5 separate regions of the Homo sapiens genome follow, and all the other regions are linked to region 5. Evidence: chromatin contacts called from ENCODE Hi-C data. All regions are on one chromosome and are shown on one strand. Each heading gives the region's core, a stretch centred on a gene start or an enhancer-like site at or near the end of the contact. The rest is flanking DNA. Distances are from core to core; before and after follow the strand shown.

Region 1 (3,527 bases), core at 383-2,882, 4.5 Mb after region 5:
GGAATGGATGAGTGGAAGAGAGCTCAGGAATGGGTCTTGCATCATTGAACATCTAGATTTTGAATAGAAGAGGAGGAGCTGACAAATGAGACAGCAAATGAGATAGGCCAGCAAAGTGGGAGGAACACAAGGCAAGTATGGTGCCAAGGAGGCTAAAAAGGAGTGGCTGTCAATTCCATCAATTGATAGAAGTTGAGTAAGATGACAGAGAAGTGACTAATGTATTTGGAAAGATGGAGTTATTACTCCTCTCGGCAAGACAGTTTTATTAGATCGGGAGCTCCTCCACTGGAGCTGAAGAGAGAATGGACTGTGAAAGTGGAGATATGTATAGACATCTCAAAGGCAGCACCTGATCCTTGACACTCTCTCCTACCTCCTTCTCTCTCTAAATTTTGATCTCTATTGGCGGCCCAAGCTAGAAATCTGGGAGACACTCTCAAGTCTTTCCTCTCTTTCAGATCGCATAGGCTATTATTTACAGTTATTCCCATTTTACCTCCTAAATAATTACTGATTTTCTTCTGTGCCATTCCTGCTTTTTATTGCTAACAGGCCCTCGTCATCTCTAATCGTTACGACTGCAGCATCTTCCTAATAATCCTCACAGTTTTCAGCCTCTAGCTTTGACGCCCTCAAAATTCTGTTAGTAAAGCCTGAGGGCTCCCAGAAAGCGACGATGGTGCTGTGCTGGCAGACCGAATGTTTTTTAAAACACAAAGCTTGCAGTCCTGCTGCTGTGCTCAAAATCCTTGCATGGCTCTTCTTGAAACAGGTTTAGTGTTTCTACTCGAGTTCCTTCTCTGTCGTTCAACACAAACACATACACACCCAGTTCTGTTTCACGCTTTTGTCTTTATTATCCCTCGTAACTGCCCGCCCTGCAACCAACCCGCTCAAACAAGCACCCTGACTGGCGCATTCTTACTCATTCTAGCCTGGGTTTCAACTTCAAGGAGCTTCAGCGCCCCTCACTCCCTTGCCCTGAAAGCTGGCTAAACTACGCACCTTTTCTCCCCTTTTGAAATGACCTTTCCAGATATTTCTATGGAATTCAGTGCCATTTTCTGCCGCTGTTCTCACCACATTCATTCATCATGTTTAGTTTTAAAAGTACCAGATTCTGTCGATTTCTCCAACTGAACTCTGAAATCTTTGAGGTCAGGGAGCTTGCCTCATTCTATTTTGTATTCCCAGTACGTGACACATGGCTGGACACACCAGAAATTGTCCGATCAAGTTTGTGGGTATTAAGAGTGGTCAAAGACGCTGGGGAGGGCAGTGCTGGGAGAAGGGCAGCGCGCGTCTTGGCGACCCCAGCGCAGTTCGAACTACTCCGGAGTCTGGTGTGGAGCCGAGAGGGAGCCCCGCACTTTTCTCCCCGCGGAGCTGCGCTGAGTCTGAAATAGGTGTACGCGTCAGCGGGGCAGGAAACGGAAAGACAGTGCAGTAATTGGTGGAAAGCTGGAAGTGGGCACCTCGAGGGCCTCAGCCCCACGAACACAGTCACCCAGGAAAAGCGAACCGCGCCAGGCCCTGTCATCGACCGCTGGGTCCGTCCTCCCAGCGCTCGCGGCCGCTCACATGGGCGTGGCCCTGCGTGACCTGCCGGGGCGTCACGTGAGCTCCCGGAGTCATGTGACCGCCGTCTTGACAGTGTTCCACGGGCGCTGCTTCCTGCCTGGGTTTGGAGTTGTCACCACTTTCCCCTCTCCGTCTCCTGCGGGCGCAATGGAGGAGGAGGATGAGGAAGCGCGGGCGCTCCTGGCAGGCGGCCCTGACGAGGCCGACAGAGGTGCCCCGGCCGCCCCTGGAGCCCTGCCGGCCCTCTGCGACCCCAGTCGCCTGGCGCACCGGCTTTTGGTGCTGTTACTGATGTGCTTCCTTGGCTTTGGTGAGCCGGCCGGGTGGGTTGGGGCTGATCTTTAAGGAATTCCCGACTTTCTCTTCGAGGTAGATCGTCATCGTGGTCACTGGTGCCACGGGGCCTCAGCGCAGCTTCTGTCTTAAGCTCCTGGGCCTCCTTATTTTCCCCTTTGCGATCGATTCCAGCCACACCTGTGGATGTTGCTAGTTACTCCGCGTCCGGAACGTGGAGGTCGAGGGACTGAGCTGGGCGAGTTTTGTGGCACTCCTTTGCTCTTCAGTAAGTCCCAGGGGCTAGCGACTCGCCCTAGAGGCGATAGATATGAAGGTAACTCCAGATTTTCAAGGTTCCTCTTTTGGCACACGTGGTCGGAGGAAATTCAGAAAGCTTTAACTGTTCCTAAACAACTTTTGTTTGTTTGGTTTTAGGTGAGACAGGGGCTTGCTCTGTCACCCAGCCCGGAGTGCAGTGTTGTGAAAGTGGCTTACTGCAGCCTCCACCTCCTGGGTTCAAGCAATCCTCCCGCCTCAGCCTCCCGAGTAGCTGGGACCACAGATGGGGCGCCACCACACCCGGCTTTATTATTATTATTATTTTTAGACACAGGGTCTTACAATGTTGTCCAGCTTTTAAAAAACGTGAATGATTTCGTCGGCAGTCTTCTATATATTTTTCACCCTCTTTGAGAAAATGTATGAGTGTGTCTTGCTGATAGCTTCAGTGAATAGATATTGTTCTCTTAATCTTCCACTCTGCCACTGTGAAGCAATCATATTGGACGGGACTTGTGGTAGTCTTGACAGTGGTTGGTTTCTCTTATGAAATCTGATGTCTCCGAAAACAGTTTCTTGATAATTAGAAAAAAATTTTCCTTCCTATGTTACAGTTTTTAATTTATTAAGCAAAATTCTAATATTAATTTGGTATGAATGTGTTTTTCAGGAGGCTAGCTGGAGCCCGTGTAATCAGCAGGTTTAAGAACATTATGGTGGATAACTATTCTAGCGCTGAACATATAAGTAGACATGAAGGATGCTTTGGGCTTTGGTTTCCTTGCAACTCCTTTTTCCCCCCTCCCCTGTTTTTTAAAAGATGATGCCCATCCATTAGCTTTAAAGCAGGACGTTGAATCCTTAAAAGAGATTAAAGCAGGGTTTAGAAACAACCACCACCACAACAAAGAAAGAACAACAATAAAACATTAAAAAAAATGGTCCCCACTCAAGCAGACAGACAGTTTTTGGTAAATTCTGGTTATCTGCCTAGAATTCAGAAGCCAGATTCATTCCTTTCTAATGACAGTTTTTATTGTCATTAGAACCAATAGCCTCGTGCACTTGTAGAGTTAGTAGAGCTATGGAGGCAATATTTTCTTGTAGCCTACGAAGGAATCTCAATTATTTTATCTTTAAAATAAATCCGAGTGCATGGTCAGATCTCTCCCTACTTCTCTCTTTCCAGTTCCCCCAAAGACATGTTTTAATTTAATCCTTTAGAATTCTCAGTTTCATTTTTTTTTCACTCCTGGCCCTGTATTCACTAAATTATTTGATTTTGGGTAGTTTGTAGAATTAGAGAACTTGTTTCAAATATTGGTTTTGTCAGAATGGTTACACTCCATTCCTTTGTCCTTAAGCTAACATTATTAGGAAACTGATGA
Region 2 (3,401 bases), core at 33-2,532, 3.7 Mb before region 5:
TAAGCTAAGCCATCATATCCCCAGTGACCTGCACATATACATCCAGATGGCCTGAAGCAACTGAAGATCCACAGAAGTGAAAATAGCCTTAACTGATAACATTCCACCATTGTGATTTGTTTCTGCCCCACCCTAACTGATCAATGTACTTTGTTGATCAGTAATCTCCCCCACCCTTAAGAAGGTTCTTTGTAATTCTCCCCACCCTTGAGAATGTACTTTGTGAGATCCAACCCCTGCCCCCAAAATATTGCTCTTAACTCCACCGCCTATCCCAAAACCTATAAGAACCAATGATAATCCCACCACCCTTTGCTGACTCCCTTTTCGGACTCGGCCCGCTTGCACCCAGGTGAAATAAACAGCTGTGTTGCTCACACAAAGCCTGTTTGGTAGTCTCTTCACACGGACATGTGAAACACTGTGGTCAATTTTTTTTCTTTTTAATAATAATTCTTTTTTAGAAATATGTGCTTAAATAATTGTAAGCCAGGCATAGTTGCCTGTGCCTGTATTCCTAACCACTTGGGAAGCTGAGGCAGGACTGCTTGAGCCCAGGGGTGTGAGGCTGCAGTAAGCTATGATCACGCCACTGAACTCCAGCCTGGGTGACAGTGAGACCGTGTTTAAAAATATATATATACAGATGAAATGATATGATGTCTGAGATTTGCTTCCAAATATGCCTAGGAAGGGAAGAAGTGTTTAGAGATATAGACAAATCAAGATTGTCAAAATGTATAGTAACTGTTAAAGCTTGCTAAGGTAGTTATTCTATTTTTGGATATGTTTGGAATTGTCCAAAGGTTTCCTAAAACTTATGTTTAATATTCTTTCAGGAGAAAGCAATATTGTAAGATCAAAGAAAAGGCCATAACAGCGCACCCAAAAAATTTCAGCATTACCATTCTGAGGGTCAGGAGTCTCCTCCCTTCCATCCGCCAACACTTGAATCAGGACTATAAAGTAGGTGTTTCCAAGTCTCAGGCAGGTAAATGGATAAATTGCAAAACTGGATGCAGAACTCACATCTGCCTCATACATAGGCCCTGTGACACCCCACCAGCTCCTTTGCTCCCTTTCTGCCTTTCTCATGCCGTCCCAGAGTCTTGCACACTACCAAGATGGTGGTGAGTCAGGACAGTGAAACAGGTCGGCTCTTCACTCCAGGAGTGTGCGCGGGCGCCGGGCCGCGCAGGCGCATTACTGCTCCCCTCCCCCGACCTTGGCTGATCGCGCCTGCGCAGTGGGGAGCAGCTCGCTCCTGGGCTTTGGGCTGGCTGCAGTCTGTCTGAGGGCGGCCGAAGTGGCTGGCTCATTTAAGATGAGGCTTCTGCTGCTTCTCCTAGTGGCGGCGTCTGCGATGGTCCGGAGCGAGGCCTCGGCCAATCTGGGCGGCGTGCCCAGCAAGAGATTAAAGATGCAGTACGCCACGGGGCCGCTGCTCAAGTTCCAGATTTGGTGAGTATGTGCACTGGGCCCCGGCCACCCCGCCGCGCCTCTGCTCGGCGCCATTGGCTACGCGAGGCCCCGGCTTCGCGGCCTAAATGGCCGCATCTTCGCTGGCCTCGTAGAACTGTGCCGGCGCCCTTCCACAGCCAGCCTTCTCGCGGCCCCTTAGCGCGGTCAGGCCGCCCTCCTTTTCCAGGTATAACTGCTCACTTGTTTTTTGCCTCCTAGAACAGTGGGAATGGGGAAGGAGGGCGCGAGAAGGTTAAACGCTGAAAGGCGAAGACTGGGGGACACCTGTTAGTACGGAGGACTGGTTGGCGGCGTCACGCCATAGCCACCCCGGCTGCCTGCGGAGATGGGGATGAGTAGGCGCCGCGTCGGCGGAGGAGCGCCAACCGTTTGTCAGTTCACTTTTTCTGCCCTCTTTTCCGGGGTAATGCCGGGCGGCTTCGCTGCCTGGCTAGATGAAGGTTAATTCGGGTCATTGGAGAGGATCCGGGAGTGACAGACGCCGTTTTTCTCCTGAACTTGCTGGGGGGACTGTTGAGTTTGCGAATGGGGCGTCTGACAGCTGGAGGGGGTGGAAGGAAGGTCTGGGGATGCTGGTTCTGTTTGCCATTTCCAAAGTGTCAGAAAAGGAGCACGTTGTTCTTCTAAACATTGACAGTTCGCTCGCATTCCCTCCTCACCTGCCTCCCAGGAGTTGCCTGCTCTGGCATCTCTTTCTACCTTTCAGTTGTCTTGTGTATCCAGCAGATCTCGGCAGTTTTCGACAGTGTTCTTTAAATGATTTTGTTTTTAACCTAATCGTTAGAAGCAGGGCAATGATGCATTTTATACGGTAAGTGGGGTTGCGGGTGGGGATTGAAAGGCTCTGAAGATGGGGGAAAAAACACCAAAATTGTAAAATTATAGAAATGAGAATCTTACACCTCCAAAGATGACATTTTCTCAGGATAAACCGACCATCCCAGAATAGCCAGATTAGTAAATCATCAGAGTCCGGATACATTGGAATGTTGGTGTTGGACATCATTCATTTAAAACCTTCTTTTAAGAACTTCATGTATTAGTATATTAAAGTTTTGATTTTCTACTTCTCCAACTAGCTTTTTACTTACTCACTGAAGACCAAGCAAACCTTTAAAATAATTTTTAAAAATCGGCTTAAGGTGATGTTTGAGTTAGAAAATAAGATGGTGAGACTTTATTTTTTTGAGTGAAAACTAAAACATTGCAATTTCTCCTGATTAAAAACAAACAAGGCCGGGCTCGCTGGCTCACGCCTGTAATCCCAGCACTTTGGAGGCCGAGGCTAGCGGATCACCTGAGGTCGGGAGTTCGAGACCAGCCTGACCAACATGGAGAAACCCCCATCTCTACTAAAAATACAAAAATTAGCCTGGCGTGGTGGCGCATGCCTGTAATCCCAACTACTTGGGAGGCTGAGGCAGGAGAATCGCTTGAACCCGGGAAGCGGAGGTTGCGGTGAGCCGAGAACGCGCCATTGCACTCCAGCCTGGGCAACAAGAGCGAAACTCCGTCTCAAAAAAAAAAAAAAAAACCTCCCTGTACAATGTACTATGTTTCTGGAATATATCATCTTTCATGTAATACTGCAAATGGGAGAATGGTTTATCCATTAACTTTTTTCCTTAATTTTTAAATTAGAAGGTGGTAATCATCTTACTAACCTAAAGATTGTTAAGGGTTGTGATACTTACGGATTTAAGTGTTAAAAAATTGCAGTTTTCAAATTATTTAATTTTTCTGTATCCTACTTTTATCTCTTGGTTGTATTTTTGCTTTTCCAAAATACCCCTTTTACGTTTGCTTTTTTTGGAACACTTGTCACAATAATTTACCAGGTGTATCTTCCACCAAGGCTATTCATAGCAAGGTTTTCAAAATGTGTAAACAAACGTAGGGAAGGGCATTCAGTCCTTCAA
Region 3 (3,333 bases), core at 556-3,055, 3.9 Mb before region 5:
TCTTTATCTTTCCTTTCATCTCATAATATATCATTTTAAGGAGAAATGGTCTTACAGATTACTTTAAGATTTTTCCTCTAAATGTACGATTTAAGAGTATCATAACGAGTAATCAAGAAGTTTATATGATAAGATAATGTAAAGGGATGAGCAGGCATATAATACTCATTTTTCCAAAAGCACCACCATCAACACTACCCATTATAACCACCTTAAACATCTGGTAAATCAATCCAAAATTAAATTAAGCTTTTATAAATTCATATTGGGTTTAACCATTTGATCTAACTTATTGATGGAAAACTGCCTCTAACAATTACTGAAATTACAGACTTAGAAATGAAACATTCCATTAGCTATCTCTGCCACAATAGCATAACGTTACATTTTGTTCCATTACTTTCGCCCAGCCCCTTAAGAAATAGGGATTTTATGTCGTCTTATTTCACATTCTGACTCCAGTCACTTGGGTTTGGAGGGCATGGTTTCCACTAAAGTTAAAAGACCTAGCTCTATAAATTACAACTAAAGACCTAAAAAATTCTCTGCAAATTTAATTCTCAAAACATCTTTTGGGATAAAAAGTATTTCTATTCTTCAAAGATTAGAGAACCGAGTTCAACGATTTACTGATTTAAGTTATCATTATGTGATTGCTAACGCTGCAGTAGATATGAAATCACGATTTCCATTAAGACTTAGATTTTACCTAAATGACGACTGCTTTAGTATGTCAAAGTTTAGGAGCCCATCCCCATTTTTTTAAACTGCTTAAAAGAATGGCCTTAGCATGCCAAAGTTTAAGAGCCCATCCCCATTTTTTTTTAACTGCTTAAAAGAATGGCCTTACCATTTTCTTTGGCCAGGAACTAACTACAAGATGATAAATTTGCCAGTACTTTCTTTTCATAGTTGTTCTTTGCATTGGAACAGGAAAGGGTGCTTTATCACTCGTTACGGTTGTTCATGGCCCAATCCAAATCATATAATACGCTGGCTGCTACTAACAGTTTTAGAATAAACAAAAAGAAGAACTATAATGCAGTAGGTTCTACATTTATAAAGCCCATGAGCTGATTTCGTGCCGAAAGTAAAACAGTCTCAAGAGTTTAAATGAATCCTGGAATCACAGCAAATTCAGGAAATTTAGGAATATGTTGGTAACCCTTAAGCTTTTTAAAAACTGACTACACCCTGGGCAAGTAACCACCCCCTGATGCCGTTGTGGGAGACAGAATTTCTGGCAGGAAGATAATTTTCTGACTCAATCTGGCTTGCCGTTCTTGTTTAATCATCCCCATTTCTCTGAACATTTTACTCCTCTGACTACAATGGTCAACATTTATTTTCAGAAGTTTTAAAGTGATTTAGTTCTTCCAGCCGCACCTCTTTTTATCCCATCTAAGTCTTCCCCAGCCCCCATTCCTATCGCCCTCGTTTCACTAAGATTTTGCTAAACATTAGACACAAGCACATGACCTCCAGTCTTCCACTGTCTCGGAACAAACCGACATAAAAACATCTGATTAGTTCCATTGTAAGCTTCCCTAGGCTTAGAATTTAAAATGGTCTTTAGCTCGTCAATGCTTAAAGAACCTACAACACAAAATTTAAATTTTAAAAATTTTAAATAAAGAAACCGCTCCCTTTTTTAACCTTTAGCCCCGCCCATTGCCCCCCACCCCAGGTTCCACGCGAAACTGCAGGAAACCGGAGGGGGCGGAGCGGTGACGTCACGACGCCGGTGCGTCACGGAACGGCGGCGGCTGCGGCGCTGGCGGTGGCTGCGGCAGCGGCGGCATTTTAGTCGGCAGCGGCGGCGGCAGCGGGGCTGCTGCTCCTCCCAGCATCCCTGGCGCGGCCATTTCAGCCCCATCTTGGCCCAGCGGAGGGAGCTGCAGCCGCCGCTTCAGCAGTTTGAATTTCAGTTTCTTCGGGGTTTAGGAATTGGGCGCACCGAGGAGGAGCCGGAGAAGCCACCACCGCTACCTCACACAGCCGGGGCGCCTCCGGTCCCGTGCCAGCGGTCTGCCGCCGCCGCCCCTCTCTGAGAGAAGCCGCGAGGGGAGGCCGAGACCGCCGTCGCCGCCCGCCCGCAGGGGTGGTTCCCCCTGTAAGGGGAGGACCGAGCCGGCTTTCCCCTCCCCCAGAGCGGGTTTCCGCCTGAGGCAGTCGACATGTCCCTGGGGCTGAGCTCCGGCTAGAGCCGGGGAGGGAGGGCCGCCTGCCCGCGCCACAGCCCCACCGCCCGCCCGCGGACCTTCAGCCAGCTCCGGCCCGCGGCTCCCGGCTGAATTAGGCATCTCCGACTCCGGACTCGCCGCTCCTTCCCTCAGTCAGAGAGCCCAGCGCTGACGCCGGCACCGGCCTGAGGAGCCCGAGCGGGGCAGCACCGCCCCTCACGCCGCCGCCACCGCCTCCTCCTCCTCCTCTTCGCCCTCCCACTCCCACCCCCAGCCAAGGCCTGCTGACCGCGCCGAGCGCCGAGCTGGACTGACCACGGCTGCCCGGAGACGAGAGAGGAAGCAGCCGGCCCGCCCCTGGGTTCGCGCTCTCGCCGCCTCTGAGGGAATTGAATTGAGGCGCCGCGGCTGCGAGAGCTAAAAAGGAAGGAGGAGCCGCCGCGGGACTGAGACGGGGGCAGAGCCGAAGAGACCGACACAGAGAAGGAAACGAGGAGGAGGATGTCTCACCGGGCGGCCAGCGCCTGGATCAGCCCGTGACTCTTAACAGCGGCGGGCCTCAGACCCCAGCGCAGACTCGGACTTTGTCTTTGGGGGCCCGTGCTCTGCCCTCCCCGGTTTCCGACAGGACCCAGAGGAGCCGGCGTGCCTCTCTGCCCTCCAGCCTTCTTCACCATGTCCAAGATGCCGGCCAAGAAGAAGAGCTGCTTCCAGATCACCAGTGTCACCACGGCCCAGGTGGCCACTAGCATCACCGAGGACACCGAGAGCTTGGACGACCCGGACGAGTCACGCACAGAGGACGTCTCCTCCGAGATTTTCGACGTCTCTCGGGCCACGGATTATGGCCCTGAGGAGGTCTGCGAGCGCAGCTCTTCCGAAGAGACGCTTAACAATGTTGGGGATGCGGAGACTCCCGGGACCGTCTCCCCAAACCTCCTCCTAGATGGGCAGCTGGCAGCGGCGGCTGCTGCTCCCGCCAACGGAGGAGGAGTCGTTTCGGCCCGGAGCGTGTCTGGGGCGCTCGCCAGTACCCTGGCGGCGGCTGCCACTTCGGCCCCCGCCCCCGGAGCACCCGGCGGCCCCCAGCTCGCGGGCTCATCCGCCGGGCCAGTGACTGCAGCCCCATCTCAGCCTCCCACCACATGTA
Region 4 (3,310 bases), core at 214-2,713, 3.8 Mb after region 5:
GTGTTAAATACATATTCACAAATAACTCAAAAATAACCACTGTTAGAAGTCGGTTAAGGAATCAGGAGACCCACCAGCTACTTGTTTGCCTTTTTAAGTACATGACTTTTAGGTTTGAAGTCATATTTCATCTACTGAGCTTGAGGGAAAGATGACCACTTTGAAGGTAATCAGGGAAGTCACAGACACAACTATTGTGTAATTCAAACCAATAAATTTTCCCATGATCTCAGCTTTTTGGCTCATTGCATATTTAGGAATAGTAGTGTTGATAACAGATGGAGCCATGAGAAATCTTTAGTGTCTGACCACAGATTTCCACTGGCCTAAGGGAAGTTACTTTAAAAAATATTTCAAGGTTTTAAATTCATACATTAATAAATGCTCACAAAGTTCCAATGATGTTGTTTCATTAAACAGCAAATATCTTCCAGAAACAGGGCATTTCAAAATACAGTTTTTGTTTAAAAAAAAAAAAAAGCATTTATGGTAAAGCTCAGCTGACAGTCTGTGGACAGATGCACAGGTTCCAATAAAATTCAGGACCCCAAGGGTTTCCCCAGCTCTTGAATTATTTAAAATATACACGTAGTGTTGTAGTAGTTAAGTTTTAAAACGGTGCCTCAAAACTGGCTAGTTAAGGTACATTATTTACGAAAAATATATTGTGGAGGTGATTTTTCACCATCTCAAATGTCTGCGGAAAACTGTAGCTTGGTTATCTAGCAGTGGTGAATGAGTTGATTCTCATAGTCGACCAAAACCCAGGCCAACAATTTATTTATCTTTTTAGCTTTGCTTAAGAGTAAATGAGGAAAAAATTTCCATGTAAGGAAAAATAAGTAATGTAGTATGAATTACAGAAAATGCTGAGTCTCTTTAATTTCTATTGGTTTAAATAAAAAAACTCCACACACCTATAAATTTGAGTTCTCTTTCAGAAGAAACCGCTCCCCGCCTCGCCTCAGGCAGCTCTCTCCTATTCCTCTACTAACCAGTTACTTTAATCTGAGAAACTAATTTGCACTCAACTTGTGAGTGCCTTCACCTTCAGGGCAGAAGAAACACCGACTTTTAATGCATTTTTGCAAATAAATCATTACAATTTAATCACACACGACTCTATACAGACACACTCCCATGATTTATTATCGTTGGGCGAGTTTCCCCCTCCCCCAGCGTGAGATAACCAATTTTGTTTCGGGTAGGTGTCATAAACAAAACTTCCTACGATGCAGATTTGTTTACTGATTACCCATGACGATAACGACGACTACTAAGACAATAACACTCTCCAGTCCCACCTTTATTGCTTTTGGTAACAATAAAATCAAAATAAACAGGCACGCAAAACAAACGCCAAACAAAAAATCGGCCGCGTTACAATCTACTCCCTCGGCATTCCCAGCGCCTGGCAGCGTCCATCGATGCACTCGATATCTCGGCTGAAGCTGCCTGGCGCTAGAACCAGGAAGGCGCTGAGCTTAAACTGAAGCAAGTTCGGTGGACGCCGGCGGCGCCCTGATCTAAAGAAACGACTCAGGGACTGCGGCGCTTGCACGTCAACGGGAGGTGTGAGCCCAAAGGTCTGGACCCAGGTGATGCCCACGACCAGGGCCTGGGGAGCGGCAGCCGTGGCTGCGGAGCTCCGAGGCCCTGATCCGGCGAGAGGCGACGCGGGGCCTGGCGCAGTTTGCGGCTCAGTGTCTGTGGAGGGTGGGCTGCGGCCTCGGGGCGTGCGCAGTGTCACCGTGCGCATGCGTCCCGCACCTGGGAGGCTCCGGACTCCTTGGGTCAAGGCTGGTGGCTGTAGGGTGGGTGGGTGGCCGCAGGCCTCAAGCTTGGCCTTCTGTCTTGAGGACATGTCGGAGAGTTCGCCGACTCCTCCCCTCGCCCCACGTTCCTGGTTCTTCATAGCTGCTTTTGGGTTTCCTGGCTCATCTTGCAATATAAGCCTGGCGCTTCCTCACTAGCTCTAGGTAGGGTGGAGCAAGAGGGAGGCTGGATTCTGGTGCCCTCTATCCCATCCACTCCACTGTCCCTGCCTTAGATCCAGCTCTCTTTCTGATTCCGCCCTACCCTTTCTGGCTCACACTGGCTTGCTGAGAGAAGTGGTGCAGGGTGAAATAGATGTTCCTCTCTTGAAATATAAATATGCTCGCCTTAAACACACTATATATTCCTTTGACTTCTGTACTGGTGGCATGTGACCAAGAGCATATGGCTCTGTTTACTTTTGCAAGATGTTACAATGCACCGTAAGGCATGTTGCCTGCTCTTGATTTTAGGTTAACCTTGACGTAATTTCTCTCTCAGAGGTTGTGTATCTTTAAATGCACACTGGAAACCTAAACAAAAAAATATTTTTTTACACTTTCAGAATTAGCAGTAACCCAATTGTGTTCCAGCTAACTAGGTAGTAGATAAATAAATTCAAATGTCTTATGTTGTCACAAGAAAGCATTCGAGTTGTCATCTTTGAACTTAGATGTATTATAAAAGTTCTAAGTGAAGGAGGTAAGCAGAGTTCCCAGGTTTAAGATTTGGAGCAGGTGTGACAGTTGCAACCTTGGGGGAAACTAGGTATCCTTTAAGAGCCTCTCTAGTCTTAGAGTTTATAAATATTCACTTTCTTTGCAGGCAAAGATTTCATGCTAAGTGATATAACACTTTATGTTTTTCAATAAGAGGGCTAAAAATGTCAGAATCTGAAACGACAAAAACAGCTGGCACCTTCTGTTAATTGGCCTTGCCAACTCAACCAGTCTCACAAAGAGGGGTGTTATGAATTGGAAAAGTTCTGAAAGCGGGTTGTTTATAGTAGATCTATAGTTGTATTTCCTGCTTTCATGTTCAAACCATTGGGGATAAATTCCTATGATTGATCATGCTTTTTTAAAAAGAGAGATGCTTGCAAGTTTTTAATTGTGATGGGAGAAGTGTTTTGACAGAATTCTTTATCTCTTTTGAGATAAAGAGTTGTGTACTTGTTTATGGATTTCTTAATATGTTAGTTTTCACCCCAGTTTTACTTTTCTTCTTTGAGGTGGATTTCCCATTGAAATAACCATTGTTTTCACTTTTTCTGGCCATGTGTCCAGAATCAAGAAAATTATAGTTTGATATACTGAGTGAGTAGTGGAGAAGTAATTATAAGCTATCATGTCCTTTGGAAATCTTTGTTCTTCAAACTGATTGCCTGTTTTCTGAAAGAGATAACTGCTTCTTGTACCCTTATCAATAACTGGACAAAGGAACTACTTGTGTAGTCCTTTGAGTTCTCTTTTCTTGAATGACCACATGTTGGCTT
Region 5 (3,366 bases), core at 464-2,963:
CATTTCTTCAAGTCCCTGGAGCAATATGCATAAAACCTTGTTTCAAACAGAGCCTTAATAAATAAAAGTTGTAAAGTTACTTAGACGTCCGTATCCTGATTTTCAAGCCAGTATGCCCAACGAAAAAGTTAATTTGGGGCTGTAAAAGAAATGGATTTGTTTTTTAAAGAAAAGTTTAAATTATGAAGATAAATGGATAAGGCCCCCAAAACACCTGAATGAACATGACATGGTTAAAAGAAATAAAAAGAAATGGAACGGTTTAAAAATAGTAGTCTAGGCCTGGCGTGGTGGCTCACGCCTGTAATCCCAGCACTTTGGGAGGCCGAGTTGGGTGGATCACCTGAGGTCAGGAGTTCGAGACCAACCTGGCCAACATGGTGAAACCCCGTCTCTACTAAAAATACAAAAATTAGCCGGAGGTGGTGGCGGACGCCTGTAATCCCAGCTACTCGGGAGGCTGAAGCAGGAGAATCGCTTGAACTTGGGAGGCGGAGGTTGCAGTGAGCTAAGATCGTGCCACTGCACTCCAGCCTGGGCGACAGAGTGAGACCCTGTCTTAAAAAAAAAAAAAGTTGCCTAAATGATGATCTAATTACACTCTATAATACATTTTATAAGGTGCTTTTAAAAAGTCACCAAAGGCCTATACTAAGAAAGTTCCTGCTTAATGATAAAAATTATTTTTTATTAGAATTTTATTTACTAGTCACTCGGAGAACTTTGTTTCCCTTACTACAGATCTTTAAGACACAAATCAACCTGACAATCACCTGAAGAGAGGAGAGTAAGCCAAATCATCTCTGGAGATTCCTTTCATTTTCCTTTTCAAAGAGAATCTGCTCATCAATAGAAATTTCTCCACCCCAACATAAAAAACAAAAACCTAGGTTTGCAGATAATTTTAACACTAATAATAAAAGCTGGACTATTTTTCTGAATGATCCACATCCAAAACAGTGTCTGCCTGCTTTTGTTCCGCGCAAACCTATCTCAAATGTAGAAAGGTCGCTATGTGCTTCTTCACCAGGCAAAGACCTTAAAGTGACAATTATTATTCTAAGGGAAAGGACGGCCAGAGATACGACAACGACACTCCTAATAAAGTTAATTTCGGTTGGAACGTGAACTTAACATTTGCTTTGTCACAGTTCTCAAGTCCTTTAAGCAAAGTATATATTCAGCCTGCATAAATCCTGCCTGTTTTTGGTCAGATGAGCATGGCTAATGTTACGCAGTACACCCGCTACGGGGAGCGCCAGCATAATATATTTGCGCCTCATTTACATTTCACAAAACACGTGCATCACTTAAGAAACAAAACCAAGAAAAAGGGGGCAGCGGGAGAGAGAAGAAAACCTGTGCTGCCTCATCCTCTCCACTACTGAATCCGAGATTACCTCTTGCCTCTCCGCTTCCTTGTTCTTCTGCCCCTGTTTTTTCGCGTACCACATGCCGATTTCGCGGCCTTTCAGGTGCCCGGGATGCCGGCCCCTGCCGCCTCGACCACCCCCTCCGCCGCCGCCGCCTCCTCCGGAGCCTCGGTTACCTCCATGACCCCCTGCTGGCCCCCCTCCATAGCCCCCACCGGAGCTGCGGGGACCCCCATCACGGCCCCAGTTCTGATGGTAGTCATAACTCATTGTCCTGGCAGACTACAACCCGTCAGAACCAGCAACCGCTGGAAATGGCGTCCGGGCCCGGAAGCCACTGTGCGCCCACTTCCGTTTTGCTTCCGTAGCACCGCACAAGAGGGCGGGCCATTTAGCGTCACAAGCAGTGGTTTCTGGTGACGTCACGGGAGGACGACCCCGGTGGTCTGGAGGGTGGCAGGGATCAGGTTCTGTCTGAGCCCCCGAGTTGTTTATCTTTGTACCTCTGGAGCAACAGCCAGCCAAAGGCTCGTAGATTTTCTTTCCCTAGGCCCAGCAAGTGAGCCAATAGCTTTTGGTTTTTACTTTCTTATTCCTGGTAAATCCGCAGTTTTTTTGCACTTAGGTCCTAGGGTAGTAAACGTTGATTGAAACAAAAGAACCCTTGGATCAATTCGCCGTCTTCTAAAGAAAAGTCTCTAAAAAATGAGTTCTTCTAGTCTTGAAAACAGCCTGACAACTATTCAAATATGTAATTTAAAATCCCCTTACCTCCTTGAAAGTGTTGTCACTATTTAGTACGTTTATCCAATAGTGTTAAGATGAGCGTGTCTACCCAAATTCGGTGCAGAGCTCTTAGGCAATGTAAATAAACTACTTTGAAGATTCATGTGTTCATATGAAGCCACATACTGTTTATTAACCAGCACACTGAGTGTTTTGTACAAGCTGTTCTTGAATAATCAAGTAATTGGGCCACACAGGCTTGGATGTACACCAGGAGATATCCAGCTCATGTTACAGTTAACTGATGTAAAGGTGCTGGGAATACTCACTGAACAAAGCAAGTATGGCATGAGCTTTTATTTGCCTACAGTCTTAAGGGAAAGACAAAGGCTATCTTTGTGCAGTGAATTAAGAAAGGGAAATGCTGTATGCCAGGAAGGGGTCTACAATACACCATTGTGGCCTAAAAATTATTTTGAGCAAAGACATTTGAGTTTCTGAAATCTACCTGTCTAAATGCAGAACCACACGGAGGAATTCAAATCAAGCTCCTCCCTGGGAGGGAAACCCAGGAAGACTGACTCTTATCACTGGAGGTTAGAAGCTGGCAACACACTTGAATAGACATTGTCACAAAGCTATCATATCTGGCATCTGTTTTAAGGTGTCATTTATTTTTACTAAAAGTCATTTGTTTTTTCCATACGTGCTGTTTTCCCCTTTCCTTCCCTTTATAAGATGGTAGATAAGTCAGAACTCTACCTCCCTGAATCACCTTTTTCTGTGAACTCTATTATGTATGTGGTTAAGTCTGTCTTTTCTTTTGCTAATCTGTTTTGTCACTTTAAGTCTGGGGCCTGCAAACACTGAATCTAAGAAAGTAGACAAAAAGTATTTCCTCCCTAAGAGCCAAGAGATACTACAGCAAAAGAATTTAATTTTGGAGTTAGGTGAGTTATGCAACAACTTTTGAGATAAGTAGACTTTTGCCAGACTAATGGGCAGAAGAAAAGTATGGCAGGTGAAAGGAACAATGTGTAAAGACAGATAATGATGTGAGACATCGGAGAACTTAAAACAACTACCCTGAATCTTAAAGCCTGATGGGGAAGGCCAAAGAGGTAGATAGGGGTCTGATTATGGAAAACTTATGTGCCACTTAAAGAACAGTGATATGTTTATGCAGAGCAGTGGTTATTTTGACTGCTTCAATTGGAAATAAATAGCGGAGACAAGAGTGGATACAGGGAAACTAGTTAATGTGATG

What was found. Hi-C counts contacts between places; a loop is a spot of excess contacts on that map. Pooled maps may share reads with other maps.
Region 1: a map of CD8-positive, alpha-beta T cell shows a loop between it and region 5 (14-fold over the local background). The contact joins the promoter of MFSD1 here to the promoter of DHX36 in region 5. A Hi-C loop is called at or near these places in 4 of 168 maps with a recorded cell type or tissue (B cell, CD4-positive, alpha-beta T cell, CD8-positive, alpha-beta T cell and 1 more) and 10 of 50 pooled maps.
Region 2: a loop to region 5 is called in a pooled map, with 9 times the contacts of the local background. The contact joins the promoter of SELENOT here to the promoter of DHX36 in region 5. A Hi-C loop is called at or near these places in 5 of 50 pooled maps.
Region 3: a map of CD8-positive, alpha-beta T cell shows a loop between it and region 5 (7-fold over the local background). The contact joins the promoter of TSC22D2 here to the promoter of DHX36 in region 5. A Hi-C loop is called at or near these places in 4 of 168 maps with a recorded cell type or tissue (CD8-positive, alpha-beta T cell and naive thymus-derived CD4-positive, alpha-beta T cell) and 11 of 50 pooled maps.
Region 4: a map of CD8-positive, alpha-beta T cell shows a loop between it and region 5 (15-fold over the local background). The contact joins the promoter of RSRC1 here to the promoter of DHX36 in region 5. A Hi-C loop is called at or near these places in 2 of 168 maps with a recorded cell type or tissue (CD8-positive, alpha-beta T cell and naive thymus-derived CD4-positive, alpha-beta T cell) and 9 of 50 pooled maps.

The regions. Positions count from the first base shown.
Region 1 is chr3:158,800,422-158,803,948 of GRCh38, forward strand. It overlaps MFSD1 (major facilitator superfamily domain containing 1), which reads left to right and starts at 1,633. Exons shown (of 16, transcript NM_022736.4): 1 at 1,633-1,894. The coding sequence starts at 1,732.
Region 2 is chr3:150,602,039-150,605,439 of GRCh38, forward strand. It overlaps SELENOT (selenoprotein T), which reads left to right and starts at 1,283. Exons shown (of 6, transcript NM_016275.5): 1 at 1,283-1,461. The coding sequence starts at 1,325. It overlaps LOC124900547 (a long non-coding RNA gene), which reads right to left and starts at 1,145. Exons shown (of 2, transcript XR_007096128.1): 1 at 906-1,145. RefSeq lists enhancers at 1,072-1,151, 1,272-1,421, 1,394-2,167, 1,442-1,741.
Region 3 is chr3:150,406,493-150,409,825 of GRCh38, forward strand. TSC22D2 (TSC22 domain family member 2) reads left to right here and starts at 1,806. Exons shown (of 3, transcript NM_001303264.2): 1 at 1,806-3,333. The coding sequence starts at 2,859. RefSeq lists silencers at 1,897-2,496, 3,167-3,333 and an enhancer at 2,867-2,916.
Region 4 is chr3:158,108,626-158,111,935 of GRCh38, forward strand. RSRC1 (arginine and serine rich coiled-coil 1) reads left to right here and starts at 1,464. Exons shown (of 10, transcript NM_001271838.2): 1 at 1,464-1,598. RefSeq lists enhancers at 1,125-1,626, 1,428-1,777, 1,627-2,126, 1,988-2,037.
Region 5 is chr3:154,322,774-154,326,139 of GRCh38, forward strand. DHX36 (DEAH-box helicase 36) reads right to left here and starts at 1,714. Exons shown (of 25, transcript NM_020865.3): 1 at 1,401-1,714. The coding sequence starts at 1,643. RefSeq lists an enhancer at 1,607-1,901.